2 separate regions of the Homo sapiens genome follow, and region 2 is linked to region 1. Evidence: chromatin contacts called from ENCODE Hi-C data. All regions are on one chromosome and are shown on one strand. The core of a region is the stretch at or near the end of the contact, and the rest is flanking DNA. Distances in the headings are between cores, read along the strand shown. Region 1 has its middle 15 kb from the start of LINC02130. Region 2 has its middle 37 kb from the start of ERCC4.

Region 1 (4,870 bases), core at 389-2,888:
TCCCTTTTGTCACCCAGGCTGGAGTGCAATGGCCCAATCTCGGCTCATGCAACCTCCGCCTTCTGGGTTCAAGCGATTCTCATGCCTCAGCCTCCTGAGTAGCTGGGATTACAGGTGTCCGCCACAATGCCCGGCTACTTTTTGTATTTTTAGTAGAGACAGGGTTTCACCATGTTGGCCGGGCTAGTCTTGAACTCCTGACCTAGTGACCCACCTGCCTCAGCCTCCCAAAGTGCTGAGATTACAGGCGTGAGCAACCGCGCCTGGCCACCTTCTGTTTGAGAATGGCCACCCTAATAGGTGTGAGGCCATAGCCTACTGTTCTTTGGATTTGCATTTCCCTGCTGAGTGGCGTCAAGCACCTTTTCATATGCCTCTTGACCATTCATTTGTCTTCTTTGGGGAAGAGTCTGCTCAGGTCCTTTGCCCATTTTTGGAGCTATTTGGTTTTTTGCTATTGGGTTGTAGGAGTTCTTTATATATTTTGGATATTAACCAACATATATACAGGGGAAGGTGGGGGAGGCAGGAGGGAGGGAGGGAGGGAAGGTGGGAGGGGAAAAGGCATGGCAGGGAAGGCAGGGAGGAAAGCAGGAGGGACAGAGGGGAGAGTAGTAGAAGGGGGAGGGAGAAAGGGAGAGGGAGGAAGGGGGAGGAAGGAAAGCAGGGGGAGGAAGAAGAGGAGGGAGAAAGTGGGGAGAGGAGGGGGAAAGTGGGGAGAGGAGGGGGAAAGGGGGGAGAGGAGGCAAAGAAAGGGGAGGAGGGGGAGGGAAAGAAAGGGGAGGAGGGGGAGGGAAGGAGGAAGGGGGAGGGGAATGAAAGCAAGGTGGGGGGCAGAGAGGGGAGGGGGAAGGGGAAGAAATGGGAGGAGGGGGAGGGGGAGGGGCAGAGGGAGGAGGGAAGGAGGAAAAGAGGGGGAGGGAAAGAGGAAAAGAGGGGGAGGGAAAGAGGAAAAGAGGGGGAGGGAAAGAGGAAAAGAGGGGGAAGAGGGGAGAGGTAGAGGGAGGAGGAGGAAGGGGGAGGGGGAAGGGGGAAGGAAAGGGGAAGGGGAGGGTAGGAGGGAGGACAGGGAAGGGGAAAGGGGAGGGGGAAGGGAGGAGGGGAGGGGGAAGGGAGGAGGGGAGGGGGAAGGGAGGAGGGGGAGTAGGGGGAGGAGGGAAGCGGAGGAGGGAGAGGAGGGAAGGGGAGGAGGGGGAGGAGGAGAGAGGGACGAGGAGAGGAGGGGAGGGGAGAGGGAGGAGGAGGGGCGGGGAGAGGGAGGAGGAGGGGAGGGGAGAGGGAGGAGGAGGGGAGGGGAGAGGGAGGAGGAGGAGAGAGGGAGGAGGAGGGGAGGGGAGAGGGAGGAGGAGGGGAGAAGGAGGAAGAGGGGAGGGGAGAGGGAGGAGGAGGCGGAGCGGAGAGGGAAGAGGAGGGGATGGGGGAGGGGAGGAGAGGAGGATGGGGAGGAGGGAAGGAGGGAGTAGTTTATTTCATTTACCCATCTGAGTAGCCCAAGGTTGGAACTGCATTCTGTTGATGGGGAAACGGAGCAGTTAAGTAACTTACCCAAGGTCACACAGCTGACAGGCTGAAACAAGATCCAGTGTGACACTCAAACCGAAACCGCTACACTCAAAACATGCTATGCTTTAATGATGTTACATTTTTCTAAGTTTAAGATTTTGAAAAGTTGTGCGTGTACATGCTCACCAAAAGGCAATGAACAAATCTGTGTCCTGCTCTCAACCCCAAGTCCCCTAACCACGAAGTTTCACTTCCACCTCCACAAGTAACATTTCACCATTCAGTGAGTAGCTGTAGTTTATGCAATGTAAGCTCACAGGAATATATTCTCACGTCCTCCCCTTTTTACACAAAGAGGTATACTTGCTTTGTGCATACTTGCTTTTCTTACCTAATAAAGCTTGGAAATGCTTCCTCCCTGGTTTTTCACAGCTGCATAGCATATGCGGTTATACAGATGGTGCCATTTATTTTTAACTAGTGCCCTACTGAAGGGGGTTTAGGTTGTTTCAATCTTTCGCTTTTACAATGTTGCAAAAAATAACCTCAGAGGTAAATAAGGTCTCACAAGCCCCAGTTTATCTGTAGGATTACTGCTGGGCTGCAGACCAGCTGGGACAGAGGATTTCTGCATTGGTAATTTGGACAGATATTGGCCAAGGAGACCAGGTTCATATACAACTCAGCCCAAATTCCAAAGCCAAGAGTGGGGGGGGGGGGCGGGGGGTTGGGTGGCAGCAGAGACCCAGGAGACACAAGGACACACATCCCCTCTCTATCTCCTCCAGTCCTGCCACCATCTCACCGCTGTCAGCTTCCTTTGAGCTTTCCTGTGATCACAGAACAGTGATGACCCCATGTCTTAAACGCACAAGATGAAATAGCACACAACCCTAACAAGTGAGGAAGACAGAAGGAAAAGGGCACCAAGATTCATTAAAAGGGGGCAAAGCGGGGCCGGGCGCAGCAGCTCACGCCTGTAATCTCAGTACTTTGGGAGGCTGAGGTGGGCAGATCATTTGAGGTCAGGAGTTTGAGACCAGCCTGGCCAACATGGTGAAATCCCATCTCTACTAAAAATACAAAAAGTAGCCGGGCATGGTGGCAGGCACCTGTAGTCCCAGATACTTGAGAGGCTGAGGCAAGAGAATCACTTCAGCCCAGGAGGCAGAGGTTGCAGTGAGCTGAGATGACACCACTGCACTCCAGCCTGGGTGACAAAGTGAGACTCCATCTCAAAAAAACAAAATAAATAAAAATTTAAATTTAAATTTAAAAAGTGGGGGAGCAAAACGGGAAAACATGCCAGAGAAGGGCAGCCCCCAGCATCCCTGTCCATCCCGCAGGGATGACAACATGGAACAGGGGAGGGTCTCAGACTTCCCCAAATAAACTGAGCCATGAACCGAGGACCCTGAGGCACCTGGGCCGCTCTCTGGGCATTCCCTAATCAGGAGGGTACTTGAGGCAGCCGGTCCCCTGTGCCAGAGCCCCGTGCATGGGGTTTCATGTGCATTATCCCAGCTAAGCCTCCTGGCCACCCATGAGGTCAGTCCTATTATTACCTCGCCCTCCGGAAGAGGACACAGGTGAGATTCCTGCTGGAGCCACACAAATCACTCCGCAGAAAGACAGTTTGGATAATCAGGACAACATATCATTAGCAGGACATTTGAAGCGGTGCGTAATCGTGCTAAAAATATTAATTTGGAAAGAATCTTGAGGCAGCCAAATTTCCATTCGAATCCTCACCTCCTTTTACAATAGTTTTGGGAGCAGGGAAGGATCTGAGAGGGAATGTGCCATCTCTAGCACTTTTTTAATGACATACATGTATTTTTTATTCCACAAAGTGAATGCAGGCTTATTGCAGACAACTTGGAACATAACGGAGAAAAATGAAATCCATAAACCTACCCCCCAGGGGAGGCCTCTGTTAACCCCATGGTAGGTCGGCTGTTTTCAGCATGTGTGTGCTTTAGAATACGTTGATTGAAATATAACATATGTGCAGAAAAATGCATGGATCATAAATGTATAGCTTGATGGAATTTTCGGGCAAAAACTCCCATGTAATAAGCATCTGGATCAAGAAACGGAACATATGAAAGTGTGTGTTTTTTTGTCTTTCAAATTAAAAAAGTTTTTTAGAAACAGGGTCTCACTCTGTGGCCCAGGCTGGAGTGCAGTGGCACGGGTATGGCTCACTGCAGCCTCCACCTCCTGGGCTCAAGTGATCCTCCTCCTTTAGCCTCCCAAGGAGCTGGGACTACAGGTGCACACCACCAAGCCTGGCTAATTTTTTAATTTTTTGTAGAGACAGGGTCTGGCTATGTTGCCTAGGCTGATTTCGAACCCCTGGACTCAAGAGGATCTCCTGCCTCGGCCTCCCAAAGTGCTGAGATTACAGGCGTGAGTCACTGCACCCAGCCACCAATGTGGTTTTTAAACAAAATCAGGGCCCTATGGTGTTGTGAGCCCAATTATATTCCCCAAAAAGATATGTTGAAATCCTCACCCCAGCTACCTGTGAGTGTACCCAGTGGGCCTGCTGGACAACTTGATTTCTGTCTTCTGGTCTACAGAGCTCTGAGAAAATCCATTTCTGGTGCTTTAAGCTGCCCTGTTTGTGGTGATTTTTTACAACACCCCTAGGAAACTGAAACGCGTGGGTACAGGCAGCTTAATATTTTTTCCTGATTATGAAAGTCACCAAGTTCACCTCTCACCTGGACACACGTACCAGCTCCTGGAGTGATCTAAGAATGTCATCTTGCACAGCCGGTGACTGCTGCAGACACATCAAATGATGTCAGCTCTGCACCATGCCCTGTGGCCTCGGGGACAGCGAGCAGACCATGGGTGTTGGGAAGGAGGGCCTGGGAGGGGGAACAAAGACCCCACTGACAGGAGCAGGGTAAGGGGCCTGGCTCCTGCTATTTCCTGGCCAGGCTGACCCAGTCCTGCCTCCCAGTCTTTGCCCCAGGCTCCTCCTCTGTCCATCACAGGTAGAGCCATTGCTCTAGTGCTGGCTGGGTCCCCTTGGCCCCAATGGGTGGCCCTGCCTTTCCTGGCACCTTGGTCCTGTAGTGGGGGGCACCCCAACCCAGCCCCATCTGCACCCTGGAACCCTCTGAACCTGAGAGGCGGTGGGTTGGTATTTTCACATCCTAAGTGAACAGATATAAGCCCAGGTCATAAGTTTGCTGGTTCAGAGACATGAGAAGGGCTACACAGTGAGGTTAGCAATAACTTTGGCTTTCCCAAGAGCTAAAAAGGCTGCCTTGAGGCTCTGGGACTAGTTGAGAATGGGCTACAAGAAGATCAGTGGGGCTGGGCATTGTGGCTCATGCCTGTAATCCCAGCA
Region 2 (4,831 bases), core at 1,666-4,165, 400 kb before region 1:
GATATTTCTACGTGAGAAGAACACAGCTCTCTGAGGCCTGAAAGGTAAACAAAATCAACTCAAGATTTTAAATAAAAGAGTTTCCTGGTTTCATGAAAATAGTAAATAAACCAGGTCTAATAAAATGGTAGTATGGCATATTTGAGATGGTAATATTTAGGGACCCTTTCCTATAATTATGAGTTCCAGAACTTGGTGTCAATTAAAGAGTCCTCTTAACTGAGTAAAAGATTTGCCTCCCTGTGCAACTTTATTTCTGGGAAGGGTGACACCCAACAGAAGCTTAGGAGAGAAGACAGTTTAGTAGACCAAGAGAAGCGTGACCAGGCAGGTTTATTTTCAGCGTCAGGCATTAGTGCATAAGGCAGAGGGCTCTCTCTGGGTTTGATGCTATAACAAACAGTCCACGCCATCGAGGGACATTCAGTCTTGCAGTGAAGAGAAGTCAGAGGCAGAAAATGAGCAGGTGGAAGAATAAAAAATCCACAAGAGAGATAGAAGTGTTCCTGAGGTCAGAGGAAGAGGTCATATCCCTGCAGGGAACAGGAATAGCCTCAGAGAGGAGGTAGAATTCGAGATGGGTCTTAAAAAACAGCTAGGATTTCAGCAGACAGATGCAGGGCTCTGCACTTCAGCCCCGGTCTACCACATTAGTGAAGAAACAGATGGGAAATAGAATAATGTTTAAAGAGGGAGTTGTGAACGCTAAGTAGGAGCAATACGAGGGCCATATTGTAGGAGTCTCTTAAGGGCTAGGATGAGGAGTTCTCATTTCAGTAGAAAAGCGAATGTTCAATTAAGGAAAAAATGAACCAGAAGACTTTTAAAATTTTGGTCTGGCAGTAGAGATTTTGAAATGGAAAGGAACTAATATTAATTTACAGTGTGCCATGTGGGTTGTGTATGCTACCTTTACAGACAAAGAGACATACTGAGAGATTAAGTGACTAAAGCCACAGTGGAAGGACATTGCAGATTCAGACTCCAAAACCTGTCATCTTTCTGCCAGACCTTGCTGTCTAGAAGGGAGGATTGGAGGTGAAAAGACCACCTCAGAAGCTGTTGTAACAATCTAAGCAACAGGTAACGAAGGCCAGAACTAGAATGACAGCTTTCGAAATGGAAGGAAGGACAATCTTTGGAAGGTGGCAAATGAAATGTATGCCCGGGAAGAGTCTAAATAATGCCTACTTTTTAAGCCTGGGCTCAGGAGATGATGAGACTGTTGAAGAGAAAAGTTAAAGTCTAGAGAAGGACTTGATTTGGAAACGGAGAAGTACAGTTTTGATGGGAAAGGAGAAGTACGGTTTTGATCAGGTTGATTTTGAGATAGCAGAGAGCCAGGGGACAGTCTCAATACAAGATGTAGTAGGGGTTGGGCGTGGTGGCTCACGCCTGTAATCCCAGCACTTTGGGAGGCCAAGGTGGGCGGATCACTTGAGGCCAGGAGTTCGAGAGCAGTCTGGTCAACATAGTGAAACCCCCATCTCTACTAAAAATACAAAAATTAGCCGGGCGTGGTGGTCCACACCTGTAGTCCCAGCTACTTGGGAGGTTGAGGCGTGAGAATCTCTCGAGCCTGGGAGGCTGAGGTTGCGGTGAGCGGAGATTGCACCACTGCACTCCAGCCTGAGTGACAGAGACAGACTGTGTCAAAAGAGGGGGAAAAAAAGAAAGATGTAGTAGGCATCTGCACTGAAGTGAGAACTGAAAACATTGGCTGAATAAATAAGTGGTTAAGGTAAAGAAACCTGAAACGACTAACAGAACGCTAAAAATGCCTACACTTAGGAGGTGGCAAGATAGAGACAGAAAATTAGAAGAAGAAACTGAGTCATCCAGCAGCCAGAATGAAAACAGGAGGGAATTTCAAGGGAGTGACCCACAACATCAGGAGTTGAGCCGTATGAGCGCTGGCGGCCTTCAAGGCAACAATGAAGACAGCGCTGGTCATCCTGTGTGGTGTGTCCAGGAGACCTAGGGGCACACGCCCGCCTGGGGGTCTGAGGAAGCCATGGGGGGTGGTGAGGATGAAGAAAACGAGGATGGGCAGGCTGAACAGAGGGGCGATTTTGCTTGTTGGTGATCAGGATGAGGGAGCAGAGCAAAGTGGGAGAAGGAAGGCACTAGAGAGAGAACAGAGAATTAGGCAGAACCAAAATTTAGTATTGTGGGGGATGGGGGTGGAGGGAAAAAAACGAACGTGGTTTTGCTTTTCTTCCTTTCACACCTACAGAAAACCTGTTTTTGTATTGAATTGCTTCTTCTTAAAGACCAGCATCAACCTGATCATGCTCCCCACCATGTGAAACGGAATGGGCACGCCACGATAAGTAGTAATGAGCCTTTTCGGCAGCCTTCTGTTTTAACAAAAAAACGCTGCTGTTTGGCATTGAAGTTTGCTTGTGTTTAAGCTCGCGGTGGAACAGCCTAGGACCCCTCTCTGTTTGTAACCTGGCTTTATAATTTTGTTATTATTTAAAGCCTCCCTTTCAGCGATTTTTTAAAACCAAAATATATGCTGGCTAATGTCATCTGGAAACTGAAAGTCGATGTTCAGCAACTCTCACTCGCCAATCCTACAACTTGGTAAGGATTTTTATTTTGGTCGTACTGAGCTTACTGTAACTGGGGCGGCTGAGTTGCTATGGTAATTTGTTCTCAGAACAGAGCACTTTGCTGCAATGCATGGAAACAGCAGATAAATCTACTTTATGTTGACTTGATTGTGACATTAATTCTAGTTGAAACATCCTCCATGCTCCCATCAGGACTCATGTATAAGAATTTTAAATTGGAGCCAAGAAGGCATTGGCTAAAAGAATTGCAACTTCGGCTGTTTAAACCCAGGCCTTCACAATTCATGCAACTGAAGGCTGTTGGCTCACAGCCTAGAGCGCTGCCCCGGGGGCGGCTTGCAGCTGGGGGAAGGTTCATCACTGAGGCAATTATGTGGTTAATTGCTCCAGTGTGGGCTTGGGCTGAGAGTTGTGACTCATGCCGCCCTCTGTCACTAATAGATGGGGGTAGGGGGTAGAGTGGACAGGACTCAAGGACTTACTGAAAACTCAGCTGCCTTTTCCCTTTCCTCTTGCAAATAAATCTGTAACTCACTAACATCTGCCCTGGAGATGTGGGAGGAAGGTAGACCTCAACTCCAAGACTTGGTGCTCCCGGCCTCCATTGGTAGGGGTCCCCATTAAGTCCCACGTCCTGAACTACACTGGAGCCCTCGGACACTTTAAGGATCACTGCACTCCGAATTGGGGTGTATCTTCCTCCAATTCTTGCCTAACCATGACAGAGGAGAGACAAAAACTAGATGCCTGACTTCGAGCATGACTCATTATAAACAAATAGAGGACAGATTGACTTCCTCTTATCAGAGCCCGAGTCTGCGCCCCAGGACACAGCATGAGTCAGACTTGAAGTCCCAAGTCTTGTTGGGAATTTTCCCCCTGAGAAAGAGGTAGATTTTTGAGTAGAGTTCTGTTGATTTCTTGAATATTATCAGTGACCCCATGTTAAGCCCTGGGCTTCTGCATCAGGTCACATCCCTTCGAAACCAATAGAGCTTCCAGAGTAAGGATAAAAATTGGCTGTGCTCACAAAGAAACTCATTTGGAATTGATAGAAATGTTTGTAATTTTAGCGGTGATGGTTTTGCAATGTATAGATGTCAAAATCATAAAAGCATACACTCAATATGTGCAGTGTATTGTATATAAATTATACTTCAAATATTTTTTAGAAGAAACATAGTTTAGCAGGAAAAAAAAAGATGTAGTAGGCACCTGCATTGAAATGAGAACTGAAGACATTGGTTGAATAAGTAAGTGGTTAAGGTAAAGAAACCGTAAACGACTAACAGAATGCTAAAAATGCCTACACTTAGAAGAAGGGAAGATACAGACAGAATATTAGAAGAAGAAACTGAGTCATCCAGCAGCCAGAATGAAACAGGAGGGAATTTATAGGGAGTGACCCACAACACCAGGAGCTGAGCAGTATCAGCGTAGATAGCCTGGTGGCCTTTGACGCAACAATGAAGAGAGCACTGGTCATCCTGCGTGGTGGTTAATTATTATTATGATTTATCATGAAGTTCAGTGTTACCTCCTCCCTTCCCCATCCATACCGATCTATTGCTTGTATTTGGGTGCAAACACACACAGAGTACCTGCCTGAAGGGATCATGAGGTCACAGCATCCAATGCTGATCTCAGACTCCCAGAGTGTGTGTTAGTAGGTAACATTTATTTTTACTCAACTCCGTATTTCACTAGGTAAAAGGGAATGAAGGCAGTCGGGATAGGTGAAACCCAGGTTGTGACAAATTTGGAGGAGGGTGGGGGAGCTGTTGGGTATTAGATTGGTGCAAAAGTAATTGTGGTTATTATGCCAGGAGCGGTGGCTCACGTCTGTAATCCCAGCACTTCGGGAGGCGAGGTGGGTGGATCACTTGAGGTCAGGAGTTTGAGACCAGCCTGGCCAACATGGTGAAACCCATCTCTACTAAAAATACAGAAATTAGCCGGGCATGGTGGCCAGTGCCTGTAATCCCAGCTACCTGGGAGGCTGAGGCAGGAAAATCATTTGAACCCAGGAGGAGGAGGTTGCAGTGATCCGAGATCGCACCACTGCACTCCAGCCTGGGTAACAGAGCAAGACTCGTCTCAAAAAAAATGAAAATCAAAAAATAAATAAAACATTTTTTAAAAGTAATTGCAGTTATTGCCATTATTTTCAATGGCAAAAACCTCAATTCCTTTTTTTTTTTTTTTTTTTTTTGAGATAGAGTTTCCCTCTTGTTGCCCACACCGGAGTGCAA

Evidence for each region. Hi-C counts contacts between places; a loop is a spot of excess contacts on that map. Pooled maps may share reads with other maps.
Region 2: a map with no recorded cell type shows a loop between it and region 1 (10-fold over the local background). The contact joins two enhancer-like sites. A Hi-C loop is called at or near these places in 4 of 37 single-sample maps with no recorded cell type and 5 of 50 pooled maps.

Annotation. Positions count from the first base shown.
Region 1 is chr16:14,353,218-14,358,087 of GRCh38, forward strand. No RefSeq gene overlaps it. Among named protein-coding and RNA genes, the nearest start is that of LINC02130, 15 kb to the right of the region's middle. RefSeq lists enhancers at 65-594, 1,568-1,667, 3,984-4,033 and a silencer at 1,388-1,447. Within about 2 kb of position 1,639, at least 5 of the 41 ENCODE cell types and tissues checked have a DNase peak (open chromatin) inside an H3K27ac peak, as active enhancers do.
Region 2 is chr16:13,954,601-13,959,431 of GRCh38, forward strand. No RefSeq gene overlaps it. Among named protein-coding and RNA genes, the nearest start is that of ERCC4, 37 kb to the left of the region's middle. RefSeq lists silencers at 1,550-1,619, 2,860-2,909, 2,930-2,989 and enhancers at 2,077-3,276, 3,090-3,209. Within about 2 kb of position 2,916, at least 34 of the 41 ENCODE cell types and tissues checked have a DNase peak (open chromatin) inside an H3K27ac peak, as active enhancers do.